Regions from separate parts of the Homo sapiens genome. Here region 2 is linked to region 1. A link is an interaction called in ENCODE POLR2A ChIA-PET data of the cell type or tissue named here. Cell type or tissue: PC-3. All regions are shown on one strand.

What was found. Peaks named below come from ENCODE experiments on the same cell type or tissue, not always from the same donor. Only the 100,000 strongest peaks of a DNase experiment are listed, where the experiment ranks them.
Region 2: POLR2A ChIA-PET joins it to region 1 with 5 read pairs; 2 of 35 experiments call an interaction of 5 or more read pairs at or near these places.

What each region holds. Positions count from the first base shown.
Region 1 is chr3:37,720,992-37,728,991 of GRCh38, reverse strand. All of the region lies in intron 18 of ITGA9 (integrin subunit alpha 9), which reads right to left. Among named protein-coding and RNA genes, the nearest start is that of ITGA9-AS1, 140 kb to the left of the region's middle. In PC-3, no CTCF peak of the experiment used is centred here; no DNase peak of the experiment used is centred here; H3K27me3 peaks cover 5,021 bases.
Region 2 is chr3:37,605,294-37,613,293 of GRCh38, reverse strand. All of the region lies in intron 15 of ITGA9 (integrin subunit alpha 9), which reads right to left. Among named protein-coding and RNA genes, the nearest start is that of ITGA9, 160 kb to the right of the region's middle. In PC-3, no CTCF peak of the experiment used is centred here; a DNase peak (open chromatin) is centred at 4,793; H3K27ac peaks cover 693 bases; H3K27me3 peaks cover 3,651 bases.

The DNA.
Region 1 (8,000 bases):
CCCCTTTGCCTCAAGACAAGACCAACTCTGTTGTACAATTAATGTTCCAGAGCTCCCATAGGACTGGGTGAAGCAGACTCCAGCTGAGCCCACATGCCTGTTTGGTTTCTTCCCCTCCTCATTCTGCTCCCTTCGCTCCTCTTGCCCCAATAAATCCCCTTCATGAGAGTCCATCTCGGGTGCTGCTTCTGATGAACCTGAACTCAGATAATACTCTTCCCTTATGAGGCTGCTGGCACCGAGAACCACTTGGAAAGTCCTAGGCATTTGCTCCCAGGTGGGGAGAGGCAACAAAAGGAGGATGAGGAGAAAGCTCACGTGTTTATGATTCTTGTTTAAATCCATACTAAGGAAGAGAAAACAGTCCTGACTGCAGTTTATAAAGGTTGCAAGGCTTCCCCCATTAGGGGAGCACTTCATTCAAGGCAACACCAGTACCCACTTTGTTCTCCTGGTTTCAGATCATGCCCAGGGCATAACCTTAAAAAGCAGAGTCATCATGGAGCCACATGTCTTCTTGGCAGCCAGGCAGGCACCCAAGAGTCACAGACATACCCACAAGGTAATTCTTTAAATAAAAATAAAATCCCATGTTTAAAATGGATTCAATTTAAAAAATCAATTCAATTAAAAATACAAATTTTGGGGAGATATGGCTAATCTAAGCTGTCCCCAGCTCTAAGCAACATGTCAGTGGAGAGCGCTCTGGTTGGGAGTTGCCTATGACTTCTGCCAGGCACTTGGTATCCACCAGGATGCATATGGGAGAGATTCCAGGGACCAGGCTTCTTCTGTGCTCTGATTGCTTCCAAGTTCCAATCATTGCCTACACTGGCTTTAACTTAGAGAACTTAACATTAGCATTTATCAAGGCTGATGGTTATGAGACTCTTAGCTGACTGGGAACGCGGACCAGTGAGCAAACTGTCTATCTAATGTCCCTGACTGCTAGTGCAGACATCTGATTATCTGACTACAATACAATGCAAATCAAATACAGAGTGAAGCAGAAATCTTGCTCTAAAAGATGCAGACTTTCATGAAATCAATGAAAGTGATGTTGAAAAATGGATAAAACCACTGCAAAACCACTGATAAATCTGGATCTGGCAGAGTTAGATCAGTTAACTGTTGAAGGAGTCAAAATTCTCCTGGATACTACTTTAAGATGCTTCAGAAGACAAAGATTTAAATAAAAAAGATCAAGAGAAGCCCTTAGAAAAAAGTGACCATTGTTAAAATGATCCTTTTGTGATTGTACCGAAAACCAGACAAAATATGAAGCAAAGGATGTTATCTTATGAAATAGTAGGAAAATTCACATTCAAAAGCTGCCTATCCAGCACTCAATTCCTTCTTTTGTTTCAGAAGTTAGGGCACTGTTATTTTAAAGACTCTAATAAAGCAAATAATCTTTTGCCTTTGGTCTAAGATATCTTTGACAATTATAATTACAATGTTTTGAGTGCCACTGAATAAATGCAGGATAAAATAAACCTAATTTCGTAATTTTCAGTTTCACATTTCAGGCAAAGTCTCAATCAAAACTTTTAAAATACATTTTTATTATAAAATTTTAGACCCTATTTTAAGAGGATTCACATAACTGGCCTTTTCCCCAGTCCCACTTTTCCTTGTCTGGCAAAGACGTTCAATATTCTCAGGGTTTCTTGCTGAAGATTACAGAAGATTCAATTAAAAATTTCTACTACCATACAGATAGTCCCTGACTTATGATGGTTCTACTTAAGATTTTTCAACTTTCTGATGGTGTAAAAACAATAGGTATTCAGTGGAAAGTGGTAGAAAGCTGTACAATACTCTCAAGATGCTGGCCAGCGCAGCGAGCTGTAGCACCTCGTCAGCCACATCATCACCAGGGTAAACAATCGATACTCTATGGAGGGCTGTGTTGCCAGATGATTCTGCCCAACTGTAGGTTAATGGAACTGTTCTAAGCATGTTTAAGTAGGCTAGGCTAAGCTATGATGTTTCGTAGGCTGAGTGTATTAAATGCATTTTCAACTTATGATATTTTCAACTAACTATGGGTTTATCAGGACATAACCCCAACATAGTTCAAGGAGCATCTGCACATTACTCTCAGGATCAGGAAATCATCAGTTAACATTTTTAAAAACACAGTGATGAAAAGCACACTTGATTTATGCGTACTCATTTCCGTATTCTCAGTGTCTGGCACCGAGCCTGGCACTTAGTAGCTCCTGAGTCTGCATTTATTAAATGAATAGGCCTTGGCTTATGGGAGATGCCAAAGAAGGGGCTGCAAGAAGCAGCTCATTTGCTGGTCTGCCTGGCACAAGAGATGCTTGTCTTGGCAAAGACCTTCTCTCATCCAGACATACCTTGCCTGTCCCAGCCCCGGAAGCTTGGCCAGTAGACCCAGGCTACAGCCCTGTTTGTAACGTGCAGTGGTTGGAAGAATCGAATAATGAAATTAGTGAGCCTCTTTGGCCTTCGGGCTCCTTCCTCCCAATCATACAAGCATTTGATGTCAGTCTAGACTCTGGCCTTACTTGACCACGAATATGGTGCTCTTTGGGAACAGAATATCTTTGTGGTCAGTGACCTGCTTATGCTCAATGCTAGGTAGAGTTTGAAGTCTCACTTCCAACTTTCTAGTTCTGACATGTGTTTGTTAAACTGAAGATGACCCTGGTGTCTCCATATCTGACTGTCAGTCTGGCAATTTGTGTTCCTCTAAGACCCTTTCCTTCTTCCAGACACAACAAGCGTGACCCTTGTGGGCTGGTAAAAGCGGCTTCCACGTTAACTCACTTAGTTAATTTAGAATTCAAATAAATTTTGGAAGCACTTCATCCCAAATTCCCCAATCAACTGAGGTGTCAGAGGTGAGCACAGGTTCTTAATAACCTGGCTCAATGAGTTAACAGAAAACATTCTCAGCAAACACTTTATTAGCAGCACTCAATGATGAGTCAGCTTGAACCTTACCAGAACAGTCGTATTCCCAGAGGGGAATCCTTCGGGCTTGAGCCATAAAGTTCCTACCCATGAAGAAAAACACCTGAGCCTGCAGCATAGAAATTGTAAAACCTTTGGCATTAGTGTCCCAATTTTGATTATTGGCTCAGATATATACCAGCAATGTGTTGTCAGGCAAATTAACCATCCTTTCTCTAAGCCTCCAGTTCCTTACCAGTAAAATGAAGTCATAACATGTGCCTTATAGGAGTATTGCTGGACTGCCACTGCTGATGCGTGTAGGATGGAGTACATAGCCTCTACTTAGTAATGGTTTACTGTGTGCCAGGTAGTGTTTTAAATCCATTATCTAAAAACTCTATGTACACCTTCTCTTTATTTCCATTTTTATGAGGAGGAAACTGGAATGTGAAGTTATATCACTTGCCCAGGGTTTCCCAGTTGGTAAATGATGGAGCCAGGATGTGAGCCGGGCACATTCCTTCCCAAAGCTCCTCTGCATGTTCTCCTTCAATCTTAACTTCCTTCTCCTGACCCAACTCCCCTGCCTATCTCCCTACAGAACATGACATGGTGCTTTGAATACACACAGGTGTGGGGAAAAGGCCTGTCATTTGAACAGCATATGAATTACAGACCCCAGCTGTCAAGACATTCTCTTCCATGTACTAGATTCACACTATACCTTGTCTCCTGCCACTTGCTCAGGCCCTGATGATACACTCTTGGCTGAGGGTTACTCATGGATAGTCCTGGAGTCAGAACAAACACAAGTCATGGTACTCTTGAATCAAGGAAGACTACATGATACATAACTAAGAAAATATGAACCTCCCACTGGAATGAAGCCACATAAGCAAGCACTCCTGTTGATCCCTGAGCAGAGATGCAGAGGGTGAACTGTTTTGTTGATTTGCTAGTCAAACTTCTGAAAGAGGCTCATGTAGTCAATCCAGCAGGGGTCATGAAAGATCAGAGGCAGATGGGATCTGAGAAGTCACAGAGAGGGTGCTTTTCTTTGTATCCAGAATGTTGGCAACATTCTGGATACAAAGATCAAGTATAAGCCTTCCTGGGGTCTTAACATACTCAAAGTTTCCCTCTGAAAGGACTTATACATCATCCATCTGTACATTCATTAATTCACTCACCAATCATCTAACAAACACCTACAAGATGTCAGACACAGAATGGGGAGAATACAAATGACAGGTAAGAAGGGATTTTGACCGGGCTCAGTGGCTCACGACTGTAATCCCAGCAATTTGGGAGGCTGAGGTGGGTGGATCACCTGAGGTCAGGCGTTTGAGACCAGCCTGGCCAACATGGTGAAACTCCGTCTCTAATAAAAATACAAAAAATTAGCTGGGCGTGGTGGGCAGATGCCTGTAATCCCAGCTACTTGGGAGGCTGAGGCAGGAGAATCGCTTGGACCCAGGAGGCAGAGGTTGCAGTAAGCCGAGTTTGCACCATTGCACTCTAGGCTGGGCAACAAGAGCGAAACTCTGTCTCAAAAAAAAAGGAGACAGCATTTAGTAAGCAAAGACTCCAAATTAACGCATTTTAATAGAGGGGGAAAAACTATTGGTTGAATACGATCCAGGCTATAAGGAACTTATAAATAAATTGTTCCAAGAGCTCATAGCAGGGTGCCACCCTCTTTGCCTGGTGGAGTAAATAAAAAAGCAAATATATCAAAAAAGGTGACTCTAGGGTAGGTCTTGAAAGGATAAGAATTTGCCTCATTTGGGTGGAATACTGTGATGGGAGAGGCAGTGACATAGTAGCAGAGAGGGTGAAATGAATGGGGTAGATGTTTCAGGACAAGGCTAGTATAGGGTAGCACCAAGAGAGACAGCACCAGGGGAAGTTGCAGCTGTGTGCCCAGAGGCTGAGTGGCATTCCCTTCCTTGATGTGAGCCCGAGGCTTCCAGCTACACAGGCTCTGAAGCCAGCTTCTGAATGATACAGCAGATCCAGCTGTGAAGAACTTCCATCCTCTGCTCCTGGGAGAAATACTGAAGTCAGAGGGCAGACATGTTAATTTCCAATGAGTGACATAGTTGCCCTGTGCAACATGGGGCTCCTGTCAGCAGGGCCAGAGAATTCCTGTCTTGGAGGCCAAAAAGGGAAAGCAGTTGCAATCAGAAGGTTGCTTAGTGAGTCAAGGAAGAATTTTACATTTTGAGAACCACTTTGTTTACTAACTCACTGAAGAGCTATTCACTGACCGCTGCCCTATATCACGCCCTGTTCTAGGGGATGGGGCTACAATGGCAAACACAGCGCTGCCGTCGCAGCACATGCAGCCTACACGGGGAGATGGCAAAAACAAAAAATTCAAAAGGAAATGAAAAATAACTGGCAGGGCACAGTGTCTCATGCCTGTAATCCCAGCACCTTGGGAGGCCAAGGCAGGTGGATCACTTGGGGCCAGGAGTTTGTGACCAGCCTGGCCAACATAACAAAACCCTGTCTCTACTAAAAACACAAAAATTAGCCCAGTTGTAGTAGCACACATCTGTAGCCCCAGCTACTTGGGAGGCTGAGGTGGAAGGATCAATTGAACCCAGCAGGCGGAGATTGCAGTGAGCCGAGATCGCACTACTGCATTTCATCCTGGGTGACACATCGAGACTCTGCCTCAAATAATAATAATAAAAATAATAATAATAATTACAAAAGTAGCAAAAAAAACTGGATAATCTGGATATCATCAAAATTTAAAACTCATGTGTTTCAAAGGACACCATTAAGAAAGTGAAAAAATCCACAGGATGAGAATATTTTAAATCATATGTCTAATAGGAACTTTAGGATACATTTTTAAAAAGTCTTGCAGCTCAATAATAAAAAGATAAGTAACCTAACTATCAAATGGGTAAAGGATCTGAATAGTTTTTCCAAAAAATACATACAGATGGCCAATAATCACATGAAAAGATGCTCAACATCATTAACCTTCAGGGAAATCTAAATCAAAACCACAAAGAGATGCTACTTCCTACTCATTAGAATGGCTACAATCAAAAAGACAAACAATAACAAATGCTGGACTAGATGTGGACAAACTGGAACCATTACATACTACTGATGGGAATGTAAAATAGTATAGTGGCTTTGAAAAGCAGCCTGGCAGTTTCTTAACAGTGAAATATAAGTTACCATGTAACCCAGCAATCCCACTCTTAGGTATGTACCCAAGAGAAATAAAAACATGAGCCCACACAAAAATGTGTACACAAATATTGATAGCAGCATAATTTGTAATAGCCAAAAACTGGAAACAATCTAATGTCCAGCAACTGATGAATGAATAAACACAATGTGGTATATCCATACAATGGAATATTATTCAGCCATGAAAAAGAATGAAGTATGACATATGCCACAAACAAATGAACTCTGAAAACATTACGCTAAGTGACAGAAGCCAGTCACAAAGGACTGGCTCCATTTCATATAAATGATTCCACTTATACACAATGTCCAGAATAGGCAAATCTAGAGAGAAAGAAAGTAGATTTCTGGTTGCCTTTGGCTGGTGGAAATAGGGGAAGGGGTACGACAGCTAAGAAGTATGGTGGTTCTTTTTGAGGTAATGAAATGTTCTAAAATTGACTCTGGCAATAGATGCACAACTCTGAAAATATACTCAAACCCACTGAATTGTATACATTAAAAGGGTTAATTGCATGGCATCTGAACTATATCTCAACGAATCTGTTTAAAGTAATCACAGCCTGTGAGAGGCATTCTGAAGGAGGCAAACAGCATTATACCTGGTATAGGTGGAGGGAAGGCCCTTTTGAGGAGGTACCATTTAGCTGAGACCTGCAAGCTAAGAAGGGGCTAAGCACATGAAGGGAGAGTGAAGAGTGTCCCTGGCAGAAGAACCAGCATGTGTGGGGAAAGGCATGGTGAGTTCCAGAAACCAACCAGAGGCCACACGTTTGGGAAGCAACAGATGAAAGGCCAGGCCATGCGGAGCCCTGCTGCTCATCAGGAGTTTGGACTTGGTTCCAAGTACAGAGGGAAGGCACTGGAGGGTTCTGAGCAGGGGAGTCATACCATCTGATTCACATTTTTAAGAATATTTTTAGTTGTGATGTAAGAATAGATCAGACGGGGCCTGGGGTGGGGAACGCGCAACAATGAGCAGAAAAGGTTTCTTCCTCACCTCTCCCAAAACATTCATGGAAATGGAGTCTGAAGAGGTGTGGAGCACAGATCAGATAAACTAAAAGTATCCTTAAGGAACTGGAGCACACAGTGACTCCAGCGCAGATGCCAAATGCAGACAATGGGCTGGCAAGGCTGGGAAGGAGCTGGCCACGAACACTCCGAGGGAACCAGAGGTGATTACCCATGCACTTGGGGAATTTGGAGAAGCAGGACAAAGAAAGCACTACAAAGCCAGTTGCTTCCTTGAAATTTTGTCAAAACATCCATGTGGAAGCCAAGGCCTACACTATTCTAAGTTTGTTCTTTCCAAGCTTAAAAAAGTGAAACAAGCAAAAGCTAGAGTCAAAACAAATGTTTGAGGCAGATGAACCATGTAACTGCTAATGCAAAATTCCTCTCCCAAGTTAGGTAGTGAAATTTGGAGGCCAGGTATGGATGGCTCACACCTGTAATCCCGGCATTTTGGGAGGCCAAGGCAGGAGGTTCACTTGAGGCCAGGAGTTCAAGGCCAGCCTAGACAACATAGTAAGACCCTGTCTCAACAAAAATAAAAATTAGCCAGAGGTGGTGGCACACACCTGTGGTCCCAGCTACTTGGGAGTTGAGGTGGGAAGATCACAGGCCCAGGAATTGAAGGTTGCAGTGAGATATGATTGCACCACTGCACTCCAGCCTGGGTGCCACAGTGAGATTTTTTCTTAAAAAAAAAAAAAAAAAAAAAAAAAGGCAAGAAAAGAAATTTGATTGAAGTGCACATGAAATAACCCTGTGCCAATCACTGGCAGTTGCAGACTGGCTGGCATCAGAAGCAATTATGTGATCAAATGGAGACGGCGAGGTCTCCTCCC
Region 2 (8,000 bases), 120 kb after region 1:
ACTTCATGTCCTTTGTAGGGACATGGATGAAGCTGAAAACCATCATTCTCAGCAAACTATCGCAAGGACAAAAAACCAAACACCGCATGTTCTCACTCATATGTGGGAATTGAACAATGAGAACACATGGACACAGGAAGGGGAACATCACATACTGGGGACTGTTGTGGGGTGGGGGGCTGGGGGAGGGATAGCATTAGGAGATATACTTAATGATAAATGACGAGTTAATGGGTGCAGCACACCAACATGGCACATGAATACATATGTAACAAACCTGCACGTTGTGCACATGTACCCTAAAACTTAAAGTATAATTAAAAAAAAAAAAAAAGAACAGCACAAGGTCTCCACAAATAAGTCTTAAGGCTCAGATCAGCCCCAGGCCTCCTCAGGGTCATGTTTTGCCCCCATTTTTAGAGCCACTCACAAAATATCTTTGTCTGATGTGTGTGAAGCACTGAGATTTACAAAAGGCAAAGCTCAGAAAGAAAAGGGCTGGGATTAGGACTATCCACAGATTAGTAATGAGCTCCTCAACTCTGAATTGCTAATTTATTACTGCACATCACATAAATGGTCAACTTCTTTTGGCTTGTTTTACTACTGTCAACCAAAAGCATATCTTAAACCAGAAGTTCTTAACCTCGAAGAGAATTCAGGGCATCTGTGGATTTAGATAGAGGAAAAGAATTTTCCTTCTTTATTTTTATTAACCTCTAACTGAAATTTAGCATTTCCTTCCATTATAAAATGTAGGCATCAAACCACAAAAGTATTAGAAAGACCTGTGACTCTACCGTCGATAGAAATCTGAGATATTACACACTATATTATAGTTGTAGACACCTTGAAATATTGTTTATGCTTAACAGTACTCAAAATGTCTGTAGATCTTCTTATTTCATGCATCAAGAAAAAGCTGGTATATTATTATATCATAAAGTGGTCTTTAAAAATTTTGATAACTCCATTTCAGTATAACTGAATTTCTTTGTAATTCTATGTATTTTATTCTATGTATGTAAAAGCATATTCTGAGAAAGGATCCACGTGCGCTTCCCAACGGCCAAAGGCGTCCACGCACAGAAATGGTTAAGAACTTTTGTCTTACTAGTAATGCCTAATGAGAGAGACCATCCTCTGGTTTTTGAAATGCTTCAAAACTGCAGAAACATTATGTTGTTTCAGTCTTCATAGGTTATGTGAACTCTCTGGTCTCAGCAGTTAAAAATATATCATCCATTACATTTTATGACAGGTTCAGGGCCTGGGCTGAAAATCACCCCAGGGCCCCTGGGGTTTTAAGAATTTGGTCCTGGATAGATGTTTCGGCCAAGGCAGAGCAAAGCTGCTTCAGTGCTCAGAGTTATAGGAAAGCATCTGTTTCCCCGTGTGAGCCCATAGGAAGGGAAGAGCGCAGAGAGTGGGCTCTCTGGGCTCCATGCAGTGTTCTCTGCTTTTACAGAAGAATCCTGACCTTCCCAGGGCAGGCCTGCCACTTCATGAGCCCTGAGAGGGTATCCAGAAAGCTGAGAAGCTTCCCCTAGACCTTAGTGGTGTGTGAAAATCCTGAACCATGACCAAAATGAAGAGAGTCAAAACACTGACCCCACAAGATTTCCAAGTTACTCAAACCACAGTGGGCCTGTCTTCTCAGCTTGGGGGCTAACTGAACCAGCACAATTACCCTGAATGATTTGCAGTTTAGAGAGTGAAGAAAGTAGTTGCTCCCAAACCTGTAATAAAAAAGGTCATCAAAATTCCAATACTTTCATCAAAACTCATTCTTTCTTATAATCTGTTCTACTCTCCTTCTTGCCACCCCATTCCTACTGGTTTTAACAAGGTCACTAATGGCCACCATATTGGATCCAAGGGACATTCTCTCTCTGTCCTCATCTTTCTTGACTCCCCCAGGAGATGGCTTGCTCCTCCTGTCCCCACTGCTCCTTATCCTTCTGAGATGACATCTAAAGCAATAAATGGCATTTACTGGCTAACATATTTATCCCCAACCCCCAGAATTAGACTGAACTCTTTGGTGCAGAGGCCACTCACACTCATCTCAGCATGTCCACCCTTTAGCACAGTGCATAGAACAGAAGTGGACATTCAGCCAATAGGAAGGCACTGGTGCATTTTGAGACCACCATTCCTAAGAAAGGCAGCTTTATTCAATAGACTAACCCTACACCTACAGTCAATATACATGTATAAACATTTTATTAAATATTTACCTGATGCTTTACTTTTTTTTTGCTCTACCCTTACTTCCTTTCAGTGTTTACATCTCACATCTCTTTACTGTTTTTCTTTTCAGATCTTCCCTCATTTTTAACCTTAGCTATTTTAAGCATCTTTAAGCTCAAAAGAAATGGTGTCATACCTATCCACAAAACTTTATTAAAACCACTTAATAAATACCACCTATTACATCTCTTACCTACAGCATTTGGGTTTACTGGATAATGTGAGATCCTGATGCAATAACAGAGACAGACACTGAGCTCCTCTTTGCGGGAAAGGGTGGAAATACTGGCAGATGGATGACTGAGTGAGATTTCCTTTTGTTCCTTTCAGCATCTGCACTCGTAATATTTGGATTCAGCTAACATTGATTGATCACCAATGTGCATGACTGGGCTACCTGCTTTTATAGGTTATCTGATATTATCTCGACATAGGTATTATTTTTCTCCAAACACTGAACCTCGGGCTCAGACAAACTAAGTCTATACTTGTATCATCTTAGAGTTTGCCAATATGATCCCAGGAGATTGTTTAAGCTGTTAGGATTTATAGCAGAACACTCTGAACCATCATTACATTTCCAGAGTCTTTGCAAGTAGGAAGTAAAAAGAACAGAAATCATTGATCATATTTCCTTTTCATTTCTCCCTCTTCTATTTTGGTAAGTTTTATTTCCTTTACCACCTCACCATTAGATGGAAACTTTGAACAAATTTAACATGAACTATGAGTTTTAATTAAACAATTTAGAGAATGAAAAAAATAATCTTCCTCTGGGGTAAATACAATATTAAGTAGCTCTGCCCTCAAAAATGTAAAATCTAATTTAGGAGACACAACAAGCCATTTCACCCAGCCAGCCATTCTAGGTCTGTCCCTCTTTTTCCCCAAAACAAGGCTGCTTATTCCTACTTATCCATCTTGCCTTGGACCTCTCATCCCTCCCCGTCCCCCAGCCAGAGGTCAAGGCAAATCCCAGCATTTCCTCCCTCATGACATTTTCTCCATGTGCCTCTGTCACCCAGTAATAATCAGTGTTGGTGCCACTCATTTGGGCATTCACTTCAGACTGTATTTTCCATAGATGCTTGTAAAGTATCTCCGACTCCACATGCTCTTCTGCAACATGAACTGGCTAATTCTCCCATCAAATGTAGGGTCCAATTCCCCAACCTTGAAGAGAATGCTGGGGGTCTCAGGCCCAGCTAAGCCCAGGCTTCTAGGCCATGCTGCCAAGGTGACAGGCATGTGAATGAAGAAGCTTAGACATGGATTCACCAGCCCCCAACTGTTCAAGTCTCTCCCAGCTGAGGTCCTAGGCATCATGGAGCAGAGACCAGCCATCCCCAATGTGCCCTGTCCCGAATTCCTTGCCCACAATGTCTGTGAGCATGATAAAATTGCTGTTGTTTTACATCATTAAGTTTGGAGTGGTTTGTTCAGCAGCACTAGATAACTAAAAACAATGCATCACAAATTATGGATTTAACAGTGTCATGGGTGGGGACCATGTCATTCCTTGATAAATCTTTCACTGTGCCTGTCACAAGAATGTGCATATAAGTGTTAAAAAAGAAACTCTACTTCAGTCATTCAATAGACTTTTATTTAGATTGTACTCTGAGCAGGGCAGAGTGTGATGAGGTTTTCAAAGGTAAATAAGATACTGTCTTGCGTCATGGGGAGCTTACAATTTTTCTTTAGATAAGCCAAGACCTGTTTGCAAATAGTTCCAATACAAACCTAAAAAGACACAAAGTGAGGTAAAAATTCATAGGAAGAAGAAACCCTTCCCTATTAAAGGGTAGAACATTCTATAGAAGGGCAGGTGTGAGGGGCAGCAGATGAGAGTGGGGTATGTGAGGAGAATGACTGTGTGAGTGTTCCTGATGGAAGAGGCGGGCAAGCATAGAGCATGGCCCGTCTCACAGGCAGGGCAGACAGAGGACAATGGTGTGATTCTCATGAAGAATGTGATGTTCAGTGGAAGAAGGATCAGAGTATGACACCACTTAATTTGGGCGAGTCACACATTTTGGGGATGTTGACCCATACTTTACTGCAGCATGACACAGAGGGCAGAGGCTCTTCCAAACACAAAACACCAGCTTCCAGTGCAAGGAATCTGGAGTTCTGGGGTCCATCAGTCCACCTAGTCCCCCACCTCCCTGAGACAGATAACACTAGGTCTTAATAGCCTCCACTTCAAGGACTACCTTAATCTGAAGTTTCAGAGAAAACCTCAAAGAAACAACAACAACAAAAATCCTCTAGACGTATAAAACACACCATAAAAGAGTTGGTCCTGCTTACAATATAAAACAGTATTTATGTCTTCAACTTTATGTCACTGAAACATCTAGTAAAAGCCTTTTATTGGAAGAGAGAAGTGTCTCCAAGAACTTTAAACACAGCACGATTTGTACTGAGGACAAACTCATCTAAAATGATTCACAAATGCCAATGTACTATCTGGGGCCCAAGGACAAACCTGTTTAAAATGATTCACACAGTTTCAGTGAAGTGTCTGGAGTCCATGAACCAGCATTCTTTATAAAACTACAACCAAAGATGATGAAAACAGTTTTGTTTGTTTGTTTTGTAAATCTTACTTGGTTGAGTCATTTTCCACTAAATCTATGTTTGTTTGCATTGGTATCCCATAAACTCACTTTCTGTTAGTAGAAATAGCTGAATTTTATGTTCCTGAAATAGTATTCATGTGTGTTTATGATCTCTTTGATCTTAACCTTTTAAGTGGGTAAATTATTAACACTTTTTATATTGGAAAGGGAAACATAAATGTTTGAGGTTTTTATAAGTCACTATCTTCCCTAACCAAGGTAAATGTGACCACAGTCTTTAAAAGCATATTCTGGAAATATAGCCATAAAGAGTACACAGATGCCCCCATCCACACCCAGAGTGCCTGTTTATGTGCAGATCAGCTCAAACCAGGCTGCGCACAAAGATGTGCCCGGTAGAAAAAGCCCTGGCTGCAGATCGGATGCTCACCTGTAACTGAAAATCCCTGCTTGGCTTTCTCGTGTCTGGCCATCCCTCACAGGAATGAAAGTAGCTTTGAAGAATGGCCATTAATGGTGAAGACGGAGTTACCCCCAAATTAAAAATGGTTCCTATTCAATTTGAATTGTTAAAGAAGAACCTTCGGTCCTTTTGCAGGACCACATCTATCAGGTCCCCGCCCCCTGATGTCACTCTGAGGTCTAGGCTATTTCTGGGCACGATGTTGTTTCTACAAGGTTCATTGGGCTTTGCACAACTCATTACTGTGACAGATGGCACCAGACATTTTAACCCCTTTCTTCCCTGTAAAAGTTATATTCTAAATCTACACCATGCAAAAAAACCAAGCTACTGGCCATGAGACATTCATCTGTTATCTTTCAAGGGTCTTTTGCCATGTAGAATGTCAATTACTCCCTCTTATGCTGAATGCTGGTGCCTTAATCTGAGAGGCAGGACCCTCTTATGCTGAATGCTGGTGCCTTAATCTGAGAGGCAGGACTTGCCCAGACACTGGATTCCAGAAGAGAATTACATGCCATTCCCAATTAACACCCATCCTACCATGAAGCTTGGGCACACTGTCAATATTTTTTTCCTCACTTGTAGATAGAAAAAAAGTTTTTTGTTCTTACACTGTTTCCCTATCTGCACTTGAGTAATGTTCAACTTTTTCCTCCATGAACAACTGAGTTACCCAATTTCTAAACACAAATCCAAGCATCCTCCTGAGATAGGATGATGGATGTATTAGCTCATCCATCCACCCAACTGCCACTCATCAAAGGCCTTCCAAAAACACTCATGTTCCTAAGGAAATGGACAAACACTGAGAGTTCCTTGCTGAACATAAAGGAAGCCACATTAGCCAGGTACGGGGGCACATGTGTATAGATCCAGTTACTCAGGAGACTGAGGCAGGAGGATCCCTTGAGACCTGGAGTTCGAGGTTACAGTGAACTATGATCACTCTATTGCACCCCTGCCTGCCTGGGTGACAGAGTAAAACCCTATCTCTTTAAAAAAAAAAAAAAAAAAAAAAAGGAGCCATGAGCCCTGCTATTGTTATGGCCCCTCACACAAGCCAAGATGTGTCAAGAAACCATTGATTTTCAAGCATCTGTGCCAGAGGGATGATATTAAACACCAAGAGTAGGAAGTGACAAATACTCTCACTGAGGACTTGCTGTTCTCCACAGTCACAGCTGAGGGCCCAACGAGATCAAACAGAAGAAAGCCCATGCTCGGAGTAGTGGTCATTGAGGGGGGCTGATCCCCTCTGTGGACAGCCTTCTAATGACCCCCATTCAACATCACCATAATCTCATACCGAGGACAGCGGTGAAATGCTGAGATGGCAAAAGCAATCCCCCATAACTGTCCAACACAAAGTATGCACCACAGCATTCCCTCAAATCCTGGTGATGATCTTCATGGACGTTAGGGGAGTCTGTGAGCTCATGGATCCATAGGACCCCTGGGGCTCAGAGTTGGGGTTTTCCATGAGAGAAAACATCCTTCTACAGCTGTGCTGTCCAATACAGCTGTGCTCTTTAAATTTAAATGACTCATAATTCAATATATTAAAAATCAGTTCTTCTACCCTGATAGCCACATTTCAAGGGCTCAGCAGCCGCGCAGTGGCTGCTGTACTGAACAGGGCACACACAGAACGTTTCCACCATTGCAGCTCCGTTCCAGTGAACATTTTTCAGTTGGTCTCTCTGGGCACCTTGAGGCCCTCTTGGATGACAGGGCAGCAAAACTCAGTATCTGCTGAGACACCACAAAGAAAACTGCATTTGAAACAGTGTATTTCCTCATAACATATGAATTCTAAATAACCCATACTATGATGAAAAATAGACTTGCTTTGTTCAAAGCCATATAAGACTTATGAAACTTTATCCTAACAATGTTGTGGTACAGGGTGCAAGAATACAGCAATCTGCCGGACTAGCGAGCACCACTGACTGGTGCTGAGAGCATGTGGCCTTCTGCCTGCAGGGCAGTTTCGTGGGTCTCCCTCTGGCATTCCTCACACTCGCAGCATGTCACACATGCACACTATATCATACTCATGCACCACCTACAGATGGAGAACAGAGACATGAAGCTTTAAAAAAAAAGGGTTTAATCATTTCAAGTTATTACCCCTATAAATGCCCACACCATGTGATTTTTAACCAGCCGCCCTCCCTTAGAGAGACACTGATGGCAGTAAAGAAACAAAAGCATCTTTTTAGTCTCGGACTGTAATAACATATTCCTTATATAGGGGCAGCTGAGTCGTTTTCCCAACATTGCAGGAGTCCCCCTCCTTTCAATATGAATCATATTATAGCTCAGATAAGCATATGGCCCAAGTTTATAGAGGACTTTACGAATACTTATTTGTCCTAGAAACCACATGAGAAAATACTTGTCCTCATTTTATGAGGGGTGAACAGTTGAGAGGCAGAGAGATTAGGAAACCTGCCCAAAGTTGCATAGGAATGAAGTAGCAGAGGCAGAATTAGAATTCGCTCCAGTCTGCTGGGAGGACAGGGCATTTCTTGCACCTCAGACTCTCTGCTTGCTCTCCTGCTCCTTTCCTGTCCATTCTCCAAACAAGACCCAGTGTGATCTTCTTAAGGTACAAGTAAAACCACATCCCCCATTGCTGGAAGCCTTCCCATGGCTCGTCAAATGAAACCCCCACTGAGCATGGCCCACCAGGC